Linked DNA regions of Homo sapiens: regions 1, 2 and 4 are each linked to region 3. Evidence: chromatin loops called from intact Hi-C (ENCODE). Cell type or tissue: heart left ventricle. All regions are shown on one strand. Each heading gives the region's core, and the rest is flanking DNA. Links, peaks and the distances in the headings are about the cores only.

Region 1 (5,722 bases), core at 980-4,979, 700 kb after region 3:
TCTATGACTCTTCCTCCTTTTGGAAAATACCCCTGCTCTGTAGAGTCCTTGATATTTAAGATGTGTGTGTGTGTATGTGTGTGTGTGCACGTGTGCGTGCACGTGTGCTCGTGTGTGTGCGCATATATAGCGTTAAGTGCTCCGGCTTCAATATCCAATGATGTGGGTTCTAATTTCGGTTTTGTACTCACTAGTCTGTGAGACTTTGGTCAAGTTACTTTTTTGAAGGCTTGTTAACTCTTCTATAAAATGTGGACGGCAGTACTTCTATAGCATGGGGTTGTTGTGAGGATTACATGAGAAGATCCATATGAAGTGTCTAGCACATTTCTGGTGTAACTCAGTCGACGTTAACTATGATCACATTTGGGCTGCTCACTTGCCTTTTCAAATCCCCCACCATTTGAAAAATGTCAGTGTTCTTTGGCACCACACAACCTGCTCCTGACAGTTCCCAGCTTCCTTAACTCTGGGGCATGCATTTCTACCACAGGCCTGCCCCACTTTCTGGCAACAACCTCCTAATCTATCTGCTCCTTCTCCCTGCCTGGGTCACCTCCTTCCTGTCTACCATGTCCTTGTCTCCCCGTAGCACTAGCCTAGGACCCTCCAACCTCAGCCAGATAGTCTACTTTCACTGAGACCTACACAGTTTGTGGTGTGTACCTGACTCATCTTGTGTGACTGTCATGTTTATTCTGTGGTTATATTTTTCATAATTCTTCCATTATAAGGATCCATATGGGGCTGAACCACTTCCTATACCCCACCCGCATTCCCACAAGCTGGATCGCATGTGAAGAATCTGATAATCTCTCTCTCATCTGGAGATTTGGTCTTAGTTCAGTAATGCCCCTGATCCAGGGAGTTAGTTGTCTAGGACACAGACTTGGCAGGGAGGTGAGGTGGCACTTTTCAGTGGCCATGACTCTGTAGCTGGGAAGCAAGGAAGCCACAGGGTGGTCTTGATCATGTGAACCAAGCCCGTGAGCTTGGAGGAGGGGTGGCACAGGGCCTGTGAGCGGTGGACACGCTCAGCCATGTTTCTGTGCTTCTGAGTTTTAGGCTTGTTAAATTTTCTTGATGTTCTTTGATTTCCCTTTCTCCTTTCTTTAGTAGCTTTGGAAATTCCAGTCTGTTTCACTTCTGCTGAAACACAGCAAGGATAAGGGAATTTTCCCTGGTGTGGCTCCATCTTTAAGATGACACTTAACTTTGGGAGGCAGAATGCCAGGGGCAGAGGGAGTCCGACCGAGGGCTCTCTATGGTGATCCCCCACCTGTGGCACACAGAGGATGCCCAAGTCAGCGAGCTGAGACCTTCCTGTCCCAGGGACGTGTAGAGCCAGGGAATTTGGGGGAGAAGATTTGGCTTGGCTTGTGCCTTATCTTTCCCATCATTCTGAGAGGTGAAGTGGCTCTTTCTCAGAATGGAATGGAGAGGAAGGAAGATTCTTGTGGTTACTGGAGAATTAGAACATGACAAGGTACTCGCTCCATTTTGTTTGAGATTTTATGAATTCTCAAAATATCAGAGGCATTTCTATCAAAAAAAAGAGAAAGGTCCCCAAAAGGCAACTCTTGAGTGACCACCATTTTGGAGGATTTATTCATTCTTGTCTTGTAGGTGGGTAATAAAGAATAAAATATAATTGTATAATACTTTAAAAAGACTATACAGGCAGTTGGGAGTCCGTCCACCAGGCTCTGCTCACTCGCTGAAAGGCAACGTGATTTACTATAAGATGCTTAACTTTGCTGTATATTTCCTGAGGTTTAAAATAAGATCTGTACTTATCTTTTCCTTTAAACTGACATGAATAAGGGAACATTTATGTCAAATAATTTGAGCAACTCAAAGGAGCAAAGTGCTTTAAAAATGCCAACTGGACTGTGAAGTTTTTAGGTATTTGAGGAGATCTACAAAATGGACTGGAAAAAATGGGCATGTCTCCAGAAATCACCAACAGCTGTGCGTTTAAAGATAACTAAAAATAATATTTCATATTGAGAAATTGGAATATCGGGGTTGAGTAGACCGGAAAATAGGGAAGAAAAGGAGAAGACACAGAAAAAAAAAGCCTTAAAACTTCGTGCTTCAGCAGTTGAACCTCTCTTGATTATCATTCCCAGAATTCCATTCTACTTTTTCCATTTTTTTTTTTTTTTTGAGATGGAGTTTTGCTCTGTTGTGCAGGCTGGAGTGCAGTGGCACGATCTTGGCTCACTGCCACCTCCGTCTCCTGGGTTCAAGTGATTCTCCTGTCTCAGGCTCTGAGTAGCTGGGATTACAGGCGCCCGCCACCACACCCAGCTAATTTCTGTATTTTTAGTAGAGACGGGGTTTTGCCATGTTGCCCAGGCTGGTCTCGAACTCCTGACCTCAGGTGATCCACCCACCTTGGCCTTCCAAAGTGCTGGGATTACAGGCGTGAACCTCCGTGCCCGGCCTACTTTTTCCAGATTTGGTCATGAGTTTCCTAGGGCTGCCATAATGAAGGACTACAAACTGGGTGACCTAAAACAAGAGATCTATTTTCTCCAATTCTGGAGAACAGGAGTCTGAAATCAAGGTGTGGGCAGGCCTGGTTTCTTCCGGAGCTCCTTCCATCTCTCCCAGCTGCTAACAGTCCTTGGTGTTCCTTGGCTAGTGGACGCATCACCCCCCTCTCTCCCTCTGTCGTCCCACCGCGTTCTGTCTCTGCATCTCAGTGTTCAAATCTCCTCTCCTTATAAAGACAGCAGTCACATTGGATGAGCGCCACCTAGTGGCCGAAGTTTAACTTGAGGACAACTGCAAAGACCCTCCTTCCAATAATGTCACATTGGCATGTAAAGAGGGGTTAGGACTTCAACATATTTTTTCGGAGAAGACATACAATTCAACCCAAAACACTGACCAAAACTTCACTTTCCCTGGGCGACCCCAGCATGGCAAGTTCTCTGCGTGAATAAGGCAGTGGTTGTTTAACAGGCGTGCCAGGAGGCTCAGGGAGCAGGAGCTACAGGGACCTGCATTGTATTCTAAGCGACATGAGGGCGCCTTGCTGTAGTTTCTTTCCTGGGTCTTATCATGCCTCTCCTAGCTCTCAGTTGCTCTTCAGCTTGCAATCCAAGACATGTATTTGTAGTTTAATGAACAAATCATATACTTAAAAAAATGGGTTAGTTTAATCTTAAAAAATCAAAGGCTTTAAAAAAGGGATCACAATGTATGTTTCTAGCCTCTTGCATTCACCTTTACCTTTCCTCCTCCATCTGCTACAGTCACAAGGAGAGCATCCACTTGACCTGTAGTCAGGGAGCACTGCTAAAGGTTGTATCTTCACTCAGCTGCAGTCAGCTTGTGACCGCAGATGCGTTATGAAATTAAATGTCCTCCTATTTTAAAGCTTCTACGAGTCATTAAAATTTTTTTGTTTATGGATATCATCAGGAGTGGTAGGGTGGGAGGAGGATAAGGGAAAGAGAAGAGGATGTTTTCAGCTGAGCAGAGGAAGCAAAGTTTGACATTTACAAGACCCGCATGTTATCTCTGGCCTGACCGTCTTGGTTCACATTCTTGTGTGGGTTCAAGTTTCCTGAGCACATGCATATTGACCTTAGTAAGAGGCCAACTCTGGATTGCCACGAGTCAGCTAACTCCTGCTGCCAGAAAATGGATTTTTTTTCTTCAGCAAGAAGTGCCTTGTGCAATTTTTCCTAATCAGGTCTGAAAAATAGTGACCTCTCATTTTGCAAAAACAGTTCACTATTGACAATATTAATAAAAACACGTGAGTTTACATAAATTAAGGGTTTTGGGTCTATTTCTGTGTGCTTTGACTGCAGTGCCTCCTAGTGGACACTTTTATGCTATACAAGTTTCTCATGGTTGATTAGTACTCACAGAAATGTTAAGAATGCATTTGAACAAACTCATTGTTTTCTACAGTAGGTTCCTCTTTTGTTTCTTGTTAGGTTTTAATTTTTCCCCAGCTAAGGTTCACTTCAATACATGACCAAATTGTGTCTATGTACAATCCTCTGATTGTTCAGAGGAAATTTTCTACACCCCCCTTTTCCTCATCTTAGGAGAGAATTTAAAGAGAATAAAATGCGCGCATGAGTAAGTTGCCATAAGAGCTTTTAAACTGTGGTTGGTAACATGATATATGTATCTGGAAAACTAGAATGCTAAAAATACCGCAATAATGAGGCTTTAAAACTAAGATGATTATGACTTAAACATTTAAAAGCAGGGTAGGAATATGAACTCATTCAGCAAGAGTTTGACATCTATTCCATTCTAGAGGGCTTGTGGCAAGTATGTGGGGAGGAATGGCCAATCCCCAGATAAAGGCCACCTGCTTGTTGCTTTCCTGCCTGTGACTTTATCCCCAGATGATTCAGAGAAGATAGGCTCTCCAGCCGCCCGCATGTTCCCTCTCACTGTGGATGTAATTGGGGTTCAGGTGAAAGTCCTCACCTCACTTCCTGGTGTTGTAGCTTCAGGAGTCTGCAGGGTGGCAAAGTCAAGTGATTCGAGCCAGGATTGTCTTACGTGGGGCCCAGCTTTGGAGGGTTCTGAAAGCTCCTTGAAAGTGACTGTAAAGCTATGACAGAGATTCCCAGACTTCGAGATTTTACAAAGAAGCCAAGGAATAAAGAAAGCTTTTAATGGGGGATTAAAGAAAGATGCCCAATTTAAAAAACAACAAACTTTTTTCCCTGTAATAGCGTTAAAAATAAACTACTAACGGGCTGGGTGCAGTGGCTCATGCCTGTAATCCTGGCACTTTGGGAGGCCGAGGCGGGTGGATCACCTGAGGTCAGTAGTTTGAGACTAGCCTGGCCAACATGCCAAAACCCCGCCTCTACTAAAAGTACAAAAATTAGCTGGGCGTGGTGGTGCACAGCTGTAATTCCAGCTATTCAGGAGGCTGAGGCAGGAGAATCGCTTGAACCCAGGAGGCAGAGGTTGCAATGAGCCGGGATTGCGCCACTGCACTCCAGCCTGGGCGATGGAGCAAGACTCCGTCTGAAAAAAAAAAAAAAAAGGAATAATGAAACAGCTACCATCAGCTACCATCACCTACCATCACTGGTTCATAAAAGAAAGAATGCTTTAACACAAAAGACAAGACATAATTTTAAAAGCAAGGACATTTCTTCCCAGGAGAAAATATTTTATGTAAAAGGTATAATGTGAATATGCATGTATATACACATACACACGCACATCTGTCCTTACTTTTCTTTCATTTCACCACGAAGCAAAGAATAGTTTCTTGTGAACTGGCAGTTGTCTGTGGACTGGCATTTGGGGACTGATATGAGAACTTTGTCCCTGAACTTTGACGTTCTCTGGTGTGACTTGGAGAGTGCCTCCACTAAGTTATTTCTTTGAAATCAGGACTCAGGACTACATTGTTGCTTTAGGAGAGCTTTTGCCCTCTTGAGTTACAGAACTCGTTCCCTGCTGGCCTCGGTTTGTGGTAGAGAACACGTGAGAAGGTCAGAGCTGAGAGGCTCTTGGGAACCACAGGACCCAAGGGGTCTGCTGGTTAATCCTCCTAATTTTGTGCAGAACAGTACATGATTATTCCAGACAGATGGGAATGTGCCCGTATGTTCAGAACCTCAGAGGAAGGATTCCAAAGCCTCCCTAGACATTGCATTCTAATGCTCAGGAATGCTCACTCTCACAGAGGAAATTTATAGACCCTTAGATAGCCATTTAG
Region 2 (5,401 bases), core at 1,402-5,401, 59 kb after region 3:
GATGAAAACATTTTAAAATTCTTGTTTGAAATTCCTAACCATACCTTTATTTTCCTAAATACTGTTTAAGAAGCTATGAGCTGGGGAAAGATATGCACTGTTTGATATGGGATATGGTAGAATGCTGAGGTGAAGCCCATTGGTGTTAGAGGGGGAGAGAGGCAGGAGTGAAACCCATCAGTCTGGCCAAGTCCCTTAAGGAAGCTTTGGTGTCCTTGTCTTTGAAAGGGGGCTGCTAATTCCTGCCTCATGGAATTGTCTTGAGGATAAATTAGGTAATACGCAGAAAGCATTCAGCACAGTGCCTGGCAAATACTAAGCACTAAGAGAGGACAGTTAATTCACAGTTTAGCAGCAGCAGCAGCAGCAGCATCCACTATCCTCCCCTTCCCTGGGTGCCCCTCACTTGACTCCAAGCTCCCTGTCAGCTTCCTTTGATTCCTAGGAGGCTTTAAGTTGCTTCTGTTCCTGGGAACGTCTTGGTTCCTGTTCCTAGCATTTCTTTCTCTCAGCTTCCATAAGATGCCCCAAGTCCAAATAATAATTCCTCCTTTGTTGATGCTAGACCGAGGGCATTTCTGTCTGTTGTCAGCACAGAAGCTTCCTCAGAAAGAAGGGTAAATTAGCTCTTCAGAGCCACCGTTCCATGTGTCCAGGATGCTTCTCCTCCAGGGCACTGAGCACAGTCACTCTAGGTAGCTAGGGAAGGAGAAGGCATGCTGGATGGGAGGCAGTGCTGGGTTACAAGAGGCAGCATGCCGTGCAGATGTGAGCTAAACCCTTTCCCTTTCCATGAGAGAATCCCGATTTTATGCCTGCACCAGTCATATAAAGCAAAGAGGTGAGATACAATGATTGAAATCCCAAGAAAGAAACAAACATGAAAAAGAAAACAATTTCCTTTGGTCTATCTGTTTTTCCACTGCACAAATCTTGAAATTTTATATCTTTTTTTTTTCTTACACAGGGTCTGTCTCTGTTGCCTAGGCTGGAGTACACTGACATAAACACAGCTCACTGCAGCCTCAAATTCCTGGGCTTGAGTGATCCTCCCACCCCAGCCTCCCAAGCAGCTGGAACCACAGGCGGTGTACCACCATGCCCAGCTAATTTTTCGTTTTTTGTAGCAACTTGGCCTTGCTATGTTGCCCAGGCTGGTCTGGGACTCCTGGCCTCAAGCCATCCTCCTGCCTTGGCCTCCCAAAGTGCTGGGATTACAGGCACGAGCCAATGCACTGGGCCAAAATTTTATATTATTGAGATAAATGTCTGACTTTAGAAAAGAGTAAGTCATTAGAAGCAACATGTTGCCCCAAAGATGCTGTGATAGTAGAAATAGGAGACACATGCTTATAACAGGTGGTTAGAAAACAGGAATAAAATAGGGTGCTGATTAAATACAAATAAAAATTGGTGCCAGATTCCAATTTTGAAATATTAATCAGTGTGTACAAAATAAATGTGGTGGCCTTCTTCAGTCATCCCTCCCCCTCCTACCTTTTTTCCTGCTTTGTCTTAAAATCATCATTTCAATGAGCAAAACAGAAATCTATCTAAATATCACCATGGACTTGTTCCCTTCATGGCCTGATGAACCAATGAAAACTTCTGATGATGATGTAATACTTACAGCTATTTTTATTCTGGTGGCACAGACTCTCTCTTTATGTAGAGCAAATAGCAACAGAATCTCTTTAGAGTTACTTCAAAGGTGAATTCCACAGCTTCAAAGCCCAACCATGGACAACTCTCTTGTTATTTCTACCACCTCTCTGATATCAGAGACCTTTTCCCCATGTTCTGACATCAACGGAAATACAACAAAATCTTGACACAATGCGAGGGACCGTTCTATAGGTCCGGCAGGGTCTGCCTTCTGCAGAGCAGGTATTTAATAAACAATGGAAGTCTACAGCTCAAGACACCCACAGGGAAGGTGGCCCCAAAGTTTAAGCAGGAATCTAAAACAGCAGCTTTGTCAGAGACCGACAGGGTGACTGTGGAAAGTGTCACCTCCTTTCTCTACTCACAACCAAAGTGTTTCATACCATTACAAATATCACAAGAAATTCAAGGGAAGAATTTCAGAGTCAGGCCCAAGATAAGAGCTATTTTATCCGAGGAAAACATAGATGACTAATGAACTCCTGAACAGAAAACAGGGGTATTTGGTTTCTTCCAAATAAAAATAAAACCTTTGGTACATTCCACATTCCCTTTCAACCATCTTCCCGCAGAGCCTGGAACTGTTGGCGCTCTTAACTTTTGTTGAAAACCATGAGTATTAGCAACAATGGGAATTTAATTTATGGCCCAAAAATAAATAACTTATGTTTCAGTAGCATTGATTTAGGCTGCAGAAACAGGCGTGAGACTTTGCCAAAGAATATATCTGATTCTTCCAAGTTCCCCTTTCAATGTGTACAATGAGGCCCTTCTATAAATATAAAGGTACATGATGTGTTCAGTCATGTAACGGCAGGTTTTACAAACCCCTTTAGCTCTGAATATGTGAACACGCACACATATAACATTTTAACGTCAAATCTGCCAACAATTTTATAATCTGATGTTATTAGTGGGTAAAACTGTTCTGGTTTTGAAAGAGGGAGAAATAATCAGGTATTGAGTACATTCTTTGAAATTAATGCTGGATAAAATTAATAATTATGGTAAAAAAAATTCAAGCAACACCAACAAAACACTGAGGGTTAGAAGAACGTATTTAAAGTAGCCATCTTTAAAAATAAATGGGGAGATTGGACTTATAAGCTTATATCCTATAAGTACATAAATATATATATATCTACACATCAAAAACTATTCTCAAGAGCTTTGAAAGACACTAAATACAAAATAAAAACACACAACTCTATGAAATAAAGAATTCCTACCTAATAATGTAAAAAAATTCATATCAGATTAAATTATAAGACTCATTTCTTTACTCTCTTATAGTAGTGTTATACGTCCATACTCTCACCATGGCCTTGTGTGGCCAAAGGTATTTTTCCCTTCTTGGCTTTGGACTTGGCCATGTGACTTGCTTAGGCCTCCTGGTTATCAGCAGGTGGAGGCGTGAAATGTACCTGAGTTACTGGGTTTGTGCTCTTATGCCCCTCCTGCCTTTGTCCATGAGAATAACACACTTTAAGTAGCCTCTGGTCCAATGAGGCTGAAAGACTGTGGAGTAAGCTTGGATGCAACCCAAATCTTAAAGCCAAGTCCAGCCTAAACCAGCTGAACCCCAGTTGATCCACAGAAACATAAGCAAGAAATAAATGTGCATTGTATGACACCGAGATTTTATGCTTGTTTACTGTAACCTAGCCATACCTGGCCATACTCAGTCCTTACACAATAAAAAGAAAAGTACAACAAATGAGGGAGTCATAATGTATTCATTATTAATGTGGTTTCTGTTTGGTTTCCCATGAACAGCTGATTAAGAAAAATGTAAAGGATCTTGAGAATACTGTTATAACCTTCTTGACTGAAAATATTTTAAACAGATACACCTTACTATTTTGTCTGGATTCTCTCCTTCTATAACATAAATGAGGAGCCATAATCAATCAGACACCAGGGTGGTGAGGGGAGCGTGAGCAGGACTGCTTAGCAGAACTGTGAGAAATAAATATCTGTTATTTAAGCCACCCAATCTATGGTATTCTGTTACGGCTGCCTGAGCAGACTAAAATCAAGAGAATCCCAGGCCAAGAGGCCATGCAAAATCTAGGTGGTGAGTACCAGCAGTGTCACTGACACAGTAGCAGAGCTGAAAGCCCTGTCCAAGCAGCCTCATCATCTTCTCACTGGCCTCACCCTATTTCTCAAAATCACTTGCTTGCCAGAGAAGAGCTTTTTTTCTATTCCAGAAATCAGTTGGCAGTATTTAGAGGAAAAGCTTTCTCTTGAATTTAGCTACCTTTCTGATACTGATAAAATTATCGATCCCATATTCTAACCAGCTTGAGGAAATTCATTTATTACAAGCTGTGTATTCCTTCACTGTTGGAGGACTGTCATGCCTTCATCAAAGAACAAGACGAATTTATAAGCAATGTGTAGCTAACTTTCTAAGTGCTCTACACAGAGAGCACAAACAAACTCCTCAAACTGGGATCACTTCCCCCCCTATTTCCACTAGGGAAGTAGAAATGGTCCATCTCAATCACCTATGTATTTATTGAACCGCTCATATATTAATATAAGTAAAACTGTGGAGAAAGGTGGGCTTTTCTATTCCTGTTTAATAAAAACTTGGGATAGTCCTACTTTGACCCCCTAGATCAGTTTCAGGCCTATTTCTCAATTTAAAAATAAAGTTTCTGTTCCATTTAGACATTCTCTCAATTACTGAGTCTTCATTATATATTCCAAGCATGATACATCCATTAAAATCCCTTGGAAGCAAGATTATTTCATCCAAACTTAGCCCCAGGGGAACAAAAGTATTTAAATGTGCAATTTATTCAACATAAACAGCAGTTCTGACTTGAGGATGTTCAGCTTAATAAGCTATGGAATTCAGTTTTCGTGCCACAGCAGATGACTCCTGAGTCATGATTGAAAATATCACTCATTTTAATAAAGATTGTAATAACTGGCCCCCCAAAATAAGGAAAACATCAAAAACAATCTAGAACATGTATTTTCTGTGTTCGTGAAAATATGATGCAAAATCTGAGGTCTGTAGTCCAGGAGAAGTAAATAGTGAAAGTACTGCTCGGGCGTTAAAGTGACATGAGATGGCTCTGAATGTTATAGTTTAAAAATACTCTCCAAGAATACAAGCCAAATGACTGCAGGATTATAAGTCCTCTCTCCCAGTTGTTCAGGTATTAAAAACAGGCACAAGTAAGAATAACCTTCAACAGAACTAATAAACAGCACGTGAGTAATAATGCAATACACCCCAGTGAGGATACTACACCATGACACCCCAGTGAGGATACTACACCATGTATCTTTTCCTCTTTTTGCCAAATACCTCTAAATAATAATGTCGACTTCCTTCCTTCTGCATAGTCCCTCCTCTTTAAAATTTAAAAAAAAAAAAGCGTTAAAGGAAATATGATTTAAATGTCAAATTAAGGGCACATTCTTGGGTTCCTCCCTTAGAAGCAATGCTCTCACTGCTGGAGGTACTGATGGTGCCTAGAATTCAACTTCCCCAGCTGCCATTACAGCATCTGCAGTTACTTAATGCTATCGTCAATTTTCCAATATTTATGGATGATGAGCCACGCCCATCATCTGCCAGTCCACCTGTCCCCCAGACATAACTCTGCCCCCTTGTGGCAGATCAGACTCTACTGCAAGCTGCCAGGCTGCATGCAGAAAACACTGCCTGGTGGACAAAAGCCATCCAGCCCTGCTGCATGCTTCTTCCCCTTCA
Region 3 (5,722 bases), core at 581-4,580:
CTCTGGGTTTCCAATACAGTTCTGATCCTTTAAAATGTGTGCCCTCTTCAAAGGGTGAATACATTCAATGATATTCTTTGAAGAGACCACATGGCAATTCAGAATGAGAAGGAGCATTTCATGTTCCTCACTCCTTCCTAGAACCAGAAGAGATGAGGTGTGATTGACCAATACCAACGTGCCATCATGCAGGACCAACCCTTTCCAGGAAAACAGAGCACTTCATGTGCAGAATCCAAATACTCAGCAGAAACCAAGATCTACGCTTAGTGGTTGGTTGATGTTTAACACAGGTGTCATCTGCACACACACACATACACACGCTGAGTTGCTACGTAATGAAACTCTAGGTTTTCCCAGAGAGCCTTATTTGGAAAACACATAACTAGAAAAAAGATCTCCTGTGAATGCTGGGCAAGGCTTGGGGAACAGATCTTTTCCATGGTGTGTAGCTGTCTTCCCACCATCCTTGGCACTGATCACCATGCAACATAAGGCCCAACTAACATAAAAGGAAATGAAAATACCTAAGGCTTCAAAACATTTTGAGTTTGTACTAAGTTCCTAAACAAACAATACAAGTCTTCTGTGACTGACGCTCAACTAAGGGAGAAAATTCATTACCAGTAGCTTTATTAATATTTCCTCCTTAGTTTCAGAGAGACCATGCACTTTCCAAGTTCAAAAGGAAATAGGTTCTTTGGTTCATCTTTCTATCCATCTCCCCTCCCTCTCGCCAGCCTTCCAGCTTTCTCTCACACTCTTGCCTTCACTAAGGAGTGAACTCACCACACACTCCAGCCACAAGATAAAGACCATTTAAGAGTCACCCCCGATGACCATCATCCCCAACTTTCCATCCTCGTAGCCAGTCCAGTTCAAGTAGTTCCCAGGGAGAAGTCACTACAAGCCCCAGCCTCTACATGGCCATGCCATCTATCAAATGGGCTTTGCTCAAGGATCTGTAACTGTAAATGACTCCCAAAAAAGCCCCAGCAGATGCCATCTGGTTAAGTTTTCCTTCTTACGGAAAAACTAGTCAGGTGTTTTGATGAAGGCCATTCTCCAATCAAGCAATTCTTTATCAAAGAAGCCTAAGCCAGGGCAAAGTCCTTTTTCAGCAGCTGAAGAATTTCTGGTTTTACCTGCCAGTGAAACTCTAAGGGAATAAAACATGGAAAGATGGCTCCTTAGATAAGCAAACTCACTTTGTCCACAGAAAGGAGCTTTGGCTTCTCAGTAGAATTTCAAACCAACATCCCTTCTTTCTTCCTCCCTGTCCCTATTAGAATACAATTTACCATATACATTGGGAGGTCTGGCCAAATAAGCCCTTCATGCAGTTCCTGCAGCTGTAGTTGTGAGACACCCAGGGCACTGTTTAAGCAGCAGCTGTGTGGGCCTTACTGAAGAGATGGAGATGGAGCAGGCCTGGGTGAGGCTCAGAAATCTGCATTTTAACAGGTGTCCTAGATGATGCTGAGGCAGGTGTGTCTTACCTTAAGAGTCACTGTGAGAAATACCCTTGATAAAGTAACACTGAATTCCTGTCCTACAAATAAAGAGGAGGGAGACTTCTGCTTCTGGGCAAGACGGTGTGAGAGGGAGCTGATATACCCAACCCACCTGAAACAAAGAAAATCTATGCAACAACGATTTTCAAAACTCTGGGCATTAGGCAAGGAAGGACAGTGACTCCTAAGGGATGAGAAACCAATAAGGGAGTTATGTGATCACCCAGCTCGCTGCCTTGAGTGTTTCCTGGCCTGGGAGCAGGGGCAGCAACCCAGGTACCACCTGGCAACTCCCTGAGTTGAGGAGACATTGCTGAGGGTCCAAAAAGGAGATCCAAGGGGCCAGAGTTTGCAGGACCCAGTGCCAGAGAGTAGAGCACAGTACAGAGGGAGATAAAGGGAGAGGTCTGATGTGGGGGATTCCTGGAGTCTTCAGCTGAGGCTTTGCTGGCACAGGCGTGTGAGGAGCCCGGAGGCCAGGAAAGAGCCATCAGAAAGGACTAGAAGGAACAGTGTCTTTGGCCAAGAATGACACCTAGTCCCACCAACTAGACCGAAAAACTTCAAAATTCACAGACATGGGTAGAATACTCAGAAGGGTCTTGCCTCAGTAGCAGAGAATAATCAGTCCTAAACTAAATGCGGCTCTGGTCCTAACAAGTCTTAAAAGCAGACCTTAGGCCGGGCGTGGTGGCTCACGCCTATAATCCCAGCACTTTGGGAGGCCGAGGTGGGCAGATCATGAGATCAGGAGATCGAGACCATCTTGCCCAACACGGTGAAACCCCATCGCTACTAAAAGTACAAAAATTAGCCAGGCCTGGTGGCATGCGCCTGTAGTCCCAGCTACTCAGGAGGCTGAGGCAGGAGAATCACTTGAACCCAGGAGGCAGGGGCTGCAATGAGCCGAGATAGCGCCACTGCACTCCAGCCTGGGCAACAGAGCGAGATTCTGTCTCAAAAAAAAAAAAAAAAAAAAAAAAAAAAAAAAAGCAGACCTTAAAAGGATCAAACTGATTTTAAGTGATTCAACCGCCAACTGTAGGATACAAAGTGGTGAGTTTTGTTATGAACAAAATAACTCAGTCAAACTGGGATGTGAAGCAGTTCACTTATTTTACTTTTATGTGTATCTTTTAAATTATCATGTACCTTTGTTCCCTTAAAAAATATAGTTATCAAAACAATGTTTAAATATTATAAGATTTGTCTTTGTGTAGTTTAATGCCTGCATAATGGAATTTCTAATGCACTTGGCTGGCAGTTTCAGAATGCAGCACACAGTATTCTCCATTAGGGGGTTCTGTAAGACTAAGAAATAGGACACTCTTGTGCTCTTTAAAAATAGATTGTAATTCTGTAAGACAGAACATGTGCTAGCAGCCTGTTTCATCCCTTTCACCAATAGTATCTTTGAGCACTAGAAAAAATAATGCTGCAACAAAATGAATCTTGGCATAGAAGAAATACTATCTCATTATCATTTAACTTCTGTTCGTTTTAATAAATATGCAGTGAATGTACATTAACTGTCACCATTCCTGGCTCTGGGACTGAGGGTTGACTAAGGCACAGCCTGTAACCAATAAGTTAAAGTGTACATGTGACCCAAGAATGATGCAAAGCCTACACACACTGGTGATACATGAAACTCACCTTTAAAAAATGGCATTTAATTGTATCTAGGGCTATTGGAGATACATGAATTTGAAAACTATGTTGGGGATTGGATATATGAGGAGAGCTTGTTAAATGTAAGATCTTTTCACTATTGTACATTTTACAGGACAATGTTTTAGCATATACTAATGAACTTAAAAGTGTTTTTACAACTCAGTTATTTTTGAAAGCAAAAAATTATATTTTTAATATATCAAAGCTAAAATATTTTCACATATTTCTTGAGCTTTAGATTTGAGGAGATAATTACCAACCAGAGATAGGAAACCTGGAGTAGATGGAAAAAGAGAGGGAGGGAGAAAGTATATGGGAGGCAGGGAGAGAATATGAATGAATCCTGATAGTCAGGTTTGAGTTCTTGGGTCCTGTTGGGCCCAAAAGGCAAGGTGCAAAGCAAATCCACCCATGGACATCCCCCATAATTGGAGCCAGTTCCCTTGTGCCTTAAGCTGGTTTCTGGCATTTGTAAAACAAAATAAAGTGTCCCATGTTTCAGTGGGAGCAATGGAAAATTGTTTAAAATATCTTAAATTATGAATAAACGTAACTATTAAAAAAGAGTTATAAGATTACACAGATTACTATGACAGTTTTATTTAGGTGGCAATTTGTAGTAGAAAGGAAAGATGCAATTAGGTTATATAATAAATCAAGCAAAGGCAGTTTGTTAACAATTCAAATAAAGGGGGTTACAGGCACCATAAAAAAGAATAGCTAACACTCACCAGGGGTCAGGTAGTGAACAGCATCTTATAAACTTACTATCTTATAAACTTACTACTTACTTCAATCCTTACAACCAACCTGTGAGTGAACTACTGTTTATTATTCCTGTTCAACAGATTGAGAAAGTTGAGGCCCAGATACATTAGCTATCTTGTTCAAGGTCACAGAATGAATCCACAATGGAATAGGGAAGTAATGCATAGAACTGGGAATGCTCCTAATGTGGGGCGAGATACAGAAAAAACACTCTCCGGATTGGAACATGGGGACCATTGCAAAGATGAGTAGGGAAGCACATTAGGGCAGTGCCACAGGCAGGATTATGGATCCCTAAATGCCAAGCTACACAAATAGAAATCAAAATAGTTAAAAAGCGGCTTTGGTTCCCAGGTGAAACTCCTTGGTCCTAAGGCATCTAGATTCTTATTTTCTCTCTGAACCCCTCCAGCTGTTCCTAAATTAGTACCCACAAAGTGATTCCATAATCATGAACCCAACTTCACAAACTTCAATTACAACACGTGCCCATAATAACCATGACCATGGCAACTATCTGCTAAGCTCTCCCTGTGTGCCAGGCACTATGTTAAGCACTCTGCCCGCACTGTCCCAATGTCCTCCACATGATCCCCCTAGGACCCCATCCCATTACGATACCCTGCAAGGCAGGGTTATCTCCATTTTACCCAAGAGAAAACTGAGGCTGAAAAGGGCTTGAAACACAGCAGATCTCCTGGTTACCGACCACGACCGTCGCATCTGGTAACGTTCTTTCAGGGCAACTATGAATTGCAATTAATTTATGACATTTGTAACACTGACTCCCTATGAGACTTTAAATCCCATGAAGGAATTCTTGGACAGTGCTCTGTCTTCAGTAGCTAACAGAGCTTGACATCTATGAGGCACATAAAAATACTGAATGAATATAAACAGTAAACATCCAAAGAAGAAAATATCAAAAATAATTAACAGTGGTTATTTGGTGGCACCATGTTTTTAATTCACTTATCCGAATGTTTCTATACATTACGTGTTGGTAATAATTAGCATGCATTCCCTCATATGTATAAAAATATACAAAATAATAGACAAAAAGTCCTATTAAAAATCTAGAAAACAACTGTCATCTATAGGGAAGAGTTTTGTTTTGTTCTTTCTTGCAAATGGGCAGTTAAAATGCCTTCAAAATTAGCTAATTAGGAAATACGGGCCAGGCACAGTGGCTCACACCTGTAATCCCAGCACTTTGGGAGACAAAGGCGGGAGTATCCCTTGATCCCCAGAGTTCATGACCAGCCTAGACAACATGGCAAGACCCTGTCTCTACGAAAGAAAGGAAAGAAAGGAAGAAAGAAAGAAAGATGCTTCATATATTCCAAGACTTTCTGGAACTGAAAATCGGTATTTCATATGAGATTTCTGCGGGCAAAACTTGAGCCTTAATGTGTGACTTGGGGATCCCTGGATCCATGAGTATCTCCTGCGGGCACTGTTCCCACATGGCCCACCAGCATTTGTGATACCAGTAGAGAACAGAACTGGGCCCTGACGAATATCCAACCTTCACATGAAATATCAGAGAAAAATGACTCCCTTTTTGGTTTTGCTTTTCAAGTTTTTGTAGGGCAACTGCACCCCGCTGGAGAACATTTTCAGACAGTGTTGTCCTCTCTCTCTCTCTCTCTCTCTCTCTCTCTCACACACACACACACACACACACCATTCTTGTTAGGTTTTAACTTTTTCACATCCTTATGAATTTATAGTGCAATAATCATTTCCAAAGATGTTTTGATTTC
Region 4 (5,722 bases), core at 810-4,809, 710 kb after region 3:
GGGAAAGCACAGTCCTCCACCAGGGAGGGGCAACAAATGTTTTGGGTAATACAACCCCCCACAGATAGATACTGCTATTCTCCCACTCTACTGGTGAGGAAAATGAAGCAGGGTAAGGATGGCGTCCAATTCTCAAACTCTATAAAGGAAGCAATTGATTTGAACACCTAAAAGACTATATAGATTTTATCTAATTCAAATGCAAGCAAAGCAAAACAGAACAAAAATACAGTGTCAGGGACATAATCACACAGAAGCATCAGAATCAAACCCTATATATCACTTTTTTTTTTGAGTCAGAGTCTAGCTCTGTCATCCAGGCTGCAGTGCAGTGGTGCAGTCTCAGCTCACTGCAACCTCCGCCTCCTGGGTTCAAGCGATTCTCATGCCTCAGCCCCCCGAGTAGCTAGGATTATAGGCGCCCACCACCACACCCAGCTGATTTTTGTATTTTTAGTAGAGATGGGGTTTCACCATATTGGCCAGTCTGGTCTTGAACTCCTGACCTCAGGTGATCCATCCGCCTCAGCCTTCAAAAGTGCTGAGCCACTTTGGGAGCCCGGCATATAGGCGTGAGCCACCACCCCCCGGCCTATATGCCAATTTTAAAAAAAGAACAAAAATTAATTTTCACCTGAATTTTCAATATCCCAGGGTGTAGTTAGGGGAAAAAAATATTAAGAAATTCTCTATAAGGAAAAACACCAAGAGATTTCTTTTCAAAAGAGCCAATCTAAGGCTGGGTGCGGTGGCTCACGCCTGTAATCCCAGCACTTTGGGAGGCTGAGGCTGGCGGATTGGTTGAGGTCAGGAGACCTGCCTGGACAACATGGTGAAACTCTGTCTCTACCAAAAATTACAAAAGTTAGCCAGGCGTGGTGGCGCATGCCTGTAGTCTCAGCTACTCAGGAGGCTGAGGCAGGAGAGTCACTTGAACCCCGGGAGGCGGAGGTTGCAGTGAGCCGAGATCGCACCACTGCACTCCAGCCTGGCAACAGAGTGAGACCGTGTCTAAAAAAACAAAAACAAAACAAAACAAAACAAAAAACAAAAAAAGAGCAAAACAAAAACAGCCGATGGAATCTTATCTGACTTATACAAATGAAATTCAGATTCTAAAATCAAGAGTCCAGACACCTTAGGTGATCTCAGAGAAGATCCTGTTTCATATGGGGGATTCTCTAGTGTTTTACATTTCTCATGTGACTTTGAAATTTGCCAAATGTAAGAAATAGCTGAGAGGCAGTAAGTATTGTTATTTTCAGGGGAAATCATTTCTACGAGAAAATAGGAACCCGGAATGAAAAGCTCGTGGAGTTTGGCGGGAAGAACAACCAAGAGGAAGGTGAAGATGCTGAGCTGGAACCCGGATAACTATGTCTGTGAAAGCAAGTTGGATTTACAGACTTCCCAGAAACTATGATCCTACCCTACATCCTTCTGCGGTCCCACGAGAATACTTAAGAGCTTTAAATGCTGTCAAACTGGAAAGAGTATTTGCAAAACCATTCCTTTTTCCCTGAATGGTCACTGAGACGGAGTCAATTGCTTGGCAAAGCATCCAAGGAGCCTGGCTCCTGTCCTTTCTGGGCCATGTGATGGAGAGGTTAGAATCTGGAACCTGACTCAACGGAAATGTGTCCGTACAATACAAGCACATGAAGGCTTTGTACGAGGAATATGTCCTCACTTTTGTGGGACTTTTCTTATTTTTTAATTTTTTTTTTGAGACGGAGTCTCGCTCTGTCGCCCAGGCTGGAGGGCAGTGGCGCGATCTCGGCTCACTGCAAGCTCTGCCTCCCGGGTTCATGCCATTCTCCTGCCTCACCATCCCGAGTAGCTGGGACTACAGGCGCCCGCCACCACGCCCGGCTAATTTTTTGTATTTTTAGCACAGATGGGGTTTAACCGTGTTAGCCAGGAGGGTCTCGATCTTCTGAGCTCGTGATCTGCCTGCCTTCGCCTCCCAAAGTGCTGGGATTACAGGCGTGAGCCACCGCGCCCGGCTGGGAGTTCTTTTTTTTTTACTGTTGGTGATGACAGGACTGTGAAGCAGTGGGAATTGGAGGGCTCAGGCTATGGAGAAGGGGAAGTCCTTTTGCATATGGTATTAAGAAGGCGGCGGACACTGGGACTGATCATCACTGGAAAGAAGCTGTTTTTGCCACATGTGGACAGCAAGTAAACATTTGGGATGAACAAAGAACTAATCCTGGCCGGGCGCGGTGGCTCACACCTGTAATCCCAGGACTTTAGGAGGCCAAGGCGGGTGGATCACAAGGTCAAGAGATCAAGACCATCCTGGCCAACTTGGTGAAACCCCGTCTCTACTGAAAATACAAAAATTAGCTGGGCGTGGTGGCACGTGCCTGTAGTCCCAGATACTCGGGAGGCTGAGGCAGGAGAATCGCTTGAACCCAGGAGGCAGAGGTTTCAGTGAGCCGAGATTGCGCCACTTCAGTCCAGCCTGGCGGCAGAGCGAGATTCCATCTAGAAAAAAAAAAATTCACTTAAAAGTCATACTGGGCTTATTACTTATTACACAGTAGAAATTAGCCAAGTAAGCGATACTGTTTTTTTTTGAACAAGCCTGCCACCTTGTGGTTATTTGGAAAACCAGACTGGCAAAACCAGGGCTCTGCAGTGCCTTTGCTTCCACACATACTTATTGAGTGTCTAATGTCACAGTCACCACGCTCTGTTCTAGGCTCTGAGCTTACAGCAGTGAATGAAATGGACTAGGAGCCACACTATTCTGGAGTTTATGTCTCATAGCATAAGAACATGTGTATCTAAGTTAGTATTTGGAAACGTATCCCACCTTCATCAGCCTCTTAACCTAATAGCCTACCTACATGGGAGCCCCTCTTCCCTATCATTCTTCATTCTGTAGGTAGGCAAAATACCCCTGTTCCTATAAAGCCCATCCCTTTCCTGTTTCTATTCCCTGCACCCAAACACACCTTGCCTTTTCAAGGACTCAAGGACTCAAGGACTTTGCATCTGTATCTGGCTCCTCTTCCTCCAACATTCAGCTCCCTGGCCCTTGTATACCTATCAGCATATACACACGCTCTCAAAAGCCTTCATTACAAAACCTTTTCCTTAATCCAAAATTCTCTCTAGCTAATGCTGCATTTCTCTGCTTCCTGTCACAATCAATAAAACTTCTGGAAAGTTTCGTCTGTGTTCACTGTCTCCATTCCCCTCCACTCACCTTAGCCCAGGGCATCTGTTACCACCACTCCCCTGGAACCTGTCCAGCCAGCGCCACACACCACTCCCATCCCCAAAGCGCCCCTGGGTCCTCACCCCACTCTATCTCTCAGCACTGAACACAGCAGACTGCTGCCCTTGCCTCCTTCCAGCAAGCCTTTGTGGCTCTCAACTAGCGGCACCCTGTACCCACTACCATCCTCTCCTCATGATCGCAGGGCTGGCTCTCATGGCTCAGCTCTCCTCCTCCTACACACCTTCCACAAGCGTTCATTAGAAAGCGGCCCCTCCTGAGAGGAAGCACTATCTGGAGTGACCTTATTCTTTTTACCTCTTATGCCTGCAAGCCTTGCGTCTGCCCTGTTTGTTGCTGAATTCCCAGCACTCAGGAATCGTTTCCAGTGTTTAGTAGGTGACTCAAATTATGTTTAGTTTGCATATGTTTAAAATTCATGTTGCCATAGTGGCCACCCCATCCCCTCCTGGTGTAGGGGCAATCTGGTATTGCAAAAACAGAAGCAGAAAGGCGTTGAACTGACTGGAGCAGCATCTTTGGCACTGAGAAGATCCTTTAACCTCAATATGTCTTAGATTTTCAATTTATAACATGAAGAAATTGGACTACAGTGCAGATGACAATGACATATCAGCTTTGGGGTGAGATCAGATTAACTGGCAGTAGAATCTGGGGCATAGTATTACGAAATACTTTTTAGCCACAGAAAGAATGCTTTGATTGATTGATATTGATTGGTTATCAATACCTACCCCGAATGTGGGAGGGGACTTGGCTGTGTATTTTTGGACATGGTTTCTTTCAGTTCTAAATTTTAAAGAGTGTTTTAAAAAGCTTTTCAAAACATTGTTGTTTCAACTGAATTTAATTTAATTTAATTTTTTTTGAGATGGAATCTCGCTCTGTCACCCAGGCTTCAGTGCAGTGGTGCGATCTCTGCTCACTGCAACTTCTGCCCCTGGATTCCAGTGATTCTCCTGCCTCAGCCTCTCAAGTAGCTGGGACTACAGGTATGCACTACCACGCCTGGCTAATTTTTGTATTTTTAGTACAGACAGGGTATCACCATGTTGATCAGGCTGGTCTCGATCTCCTGACCTCAGGTGATCTGCCCGCCTCGGTCTCCCAAAGTGCTGAGATTACAGGCATGAGCCACTGTGCCCAGCCTCAGTTGAATTTTAGAATTGAACTAGACAAACTTTTGAAGGGTTCTCAACATGTAGTGATATAATAAAAATGAAATTCAGACTCAGAATTATTAAACTGCAGTCTTCAGGAATTAATCTAAGATAACTGAAAATACATCTGCATCTATTCATTTAGCCAGGATTCATCTGCTATCCTATATCATGAGGTAAAAGTATTATATTGTAGAATGTTAAAAAATGTCCCATTCAGAAAAATGTCGTGCACTAAACCTGGCATTTATTCTGCTTCCTATTTCATTTCCTTTTATCTCTATGCCTTTTAGTTGACTGACATTACTTGCTTTCTTCCCCCCATTTTGCTTCTCTACAAGGAGATAATTCCAGATTACATTGGCAGATATTTCAAGCTATATTTCAATTACTAGGATATTGTGAAATTCATGAGATTAAAATAAAATAAACCTCAGAAGGGAGTATAAGCCTCTCCTAATGGAAATTGGGATTAAATTCAAATGTCATCACCTTATGTCATAAATGTTTTGAGTGGATGAAAAAAACAATGAAATGTATTTAAATACATGAAAGAATGTACAGAGTTAACCTTAGTGAAAAGAAAAAATAATGATTTGAGAATGTGGAAATATTCACATGAAATTCTGTATATGACATGTTAAAAAATTAGAGAACTCTTTTTTCTCCATTTATTTGTTGCTCCCAGATAATTTCCTAAGGTAGATAAGATAATACATATTAAAGCAATTTGAGTTATTTGAAAGGAACCTTCAAACTCACATTATTATAGTTTAGGAGTGATTTTAGCAGAAGCAAATTATTAATGATACAGATCAGGAATGGGCAAACTGCTTCCCTTGTGTCAAGAGTGACCTGCTAGGTGTTATGTAAATAAAGTTTTATTGGAACATAGCCATGTCCATTTGTTGACACATTGTCTGTGGCTGCATCCTGATACAGTGGCAGTGGTGGGTAGTGTCAACAGAAATCTCATGGCTTTCAAAGCAAAATATATTCACTATTTGACCCTTTATGAAAAATTTTGCTGACTTCTGCTCTAGATTATCAGCATCTCTATCAGACTCTGTATTTCTGAAGGCATGGACTCTGTGCTTAAACTTAGTTTTCAACTGTTCTTAAAAAAATATGTTGGCCAGGTGCCGTGGCTCATGCCTGTAATCCCAGCACTTTGGGAGCCCAAGGCAGGAGGATCACCTGAGGAGTTTGAGACCAGCCTGGGCAACACAGTGAAACCCCGTCTCTACTAAAATACAAAAAATTAGCTGGGCGTGGTGGCAGACGCCTGTAATCCCAGCTACTCGGGAGGCTG

The links. Hi-C counts contacts between places; a loop is a spot of excess contacts. Peaks named below come from ENCODE experiments on the same cell type or tissue, not always from the same donor. Only the 100,000 strongest peaks of a DNase experiment are listed, where the experiment ranks them.
Region 1: it touches region 3 in a loop (5-fold over the local background); 50 of 110 quality-filtered maps call a loop at or near these places.
Region 2: it touches region 3 in a loop (8-fold over the local background); 79 of 110 quality-filtered maps call a loop at or near these places.
Region 4: it touches region 3 in a loop (5-fold over the local background); 45 of 110 quality-filtered maps call a loop at or near these places.

What each region holds. Positions count from the first base shown.
Region 1 is chr5:17,186,836-17,192,557 of GRCh38, forward strand. The region is part of intron 1 of BASP1-AS1 (BASP1 antisense RNA 1); the gene reads right to left. Among named protein-coding and RNA genes, the nearest start is that of BASP1-AS1, 28 kb to the right of the region's middle. RefSeq lists a silencer at 3,445-3,739. In heart left ventricle, for the core only: CTCF peaks have their summits at 2,783 (motif pointing left), 2,991 and 3,828 (motif pointing left); a DNase peak (open chromatin) is centred at 2,766.
Region 2 is chr5:16,545,226-16,550,626 of GRCh38, forward strand. All of the region lies in intron 3 of RETREG1 (reticulophagy regulator 1), which reads right to left. Among named protein-coding and RNA genes, the nearest start is that of RETREG1-AS1, 68 kb to the right of the region's middle. In heart left ventricle, for the core only: a CTCF peak has its summit at 5,307 (motif pointing left); no DNase peak of the experiment used is centred there; H3K27ac peaks cover 3,782 bases.
Region 3 is chr5:16,486,610-16,492,331 of GRCh38, forward strand. The region is part of intron 3 of RETREG1 (reticulophagy regulator 1); the gene reads right to left. Among named protein-coding and RNA genes, the nearest start is that of ZNF622, 24 kb to the left of the region's middle. In heart left ventricle, for the core only: a CTCF peak has its summit at 2,786; no DNase peak of the experiment used is centred there; H3K27ac peaks cover 1,068 bases.
Region 4 is chr5:17,200,932-17,206,653 of GRCh38, forward strand. All of the region lies in intron 1 of BASP1-AS1 (BASP1 antisense RNA 1), which reads right to left. It also overlaps the pseudogene DCAF13P2. Among named protein-coding and RNA genes, the nearest start is that of BASP1-AS1, 14 kb to the right of the region's middle. RefSeq lists a silencer at 2,546-2,625. In heart left ventricle, for the core only: a CTCF peak has its summit at 2,598 (motif pointing left); no DNase peak of the experiment used is centred there; H3K27me3 peaks cover 3,015 bases.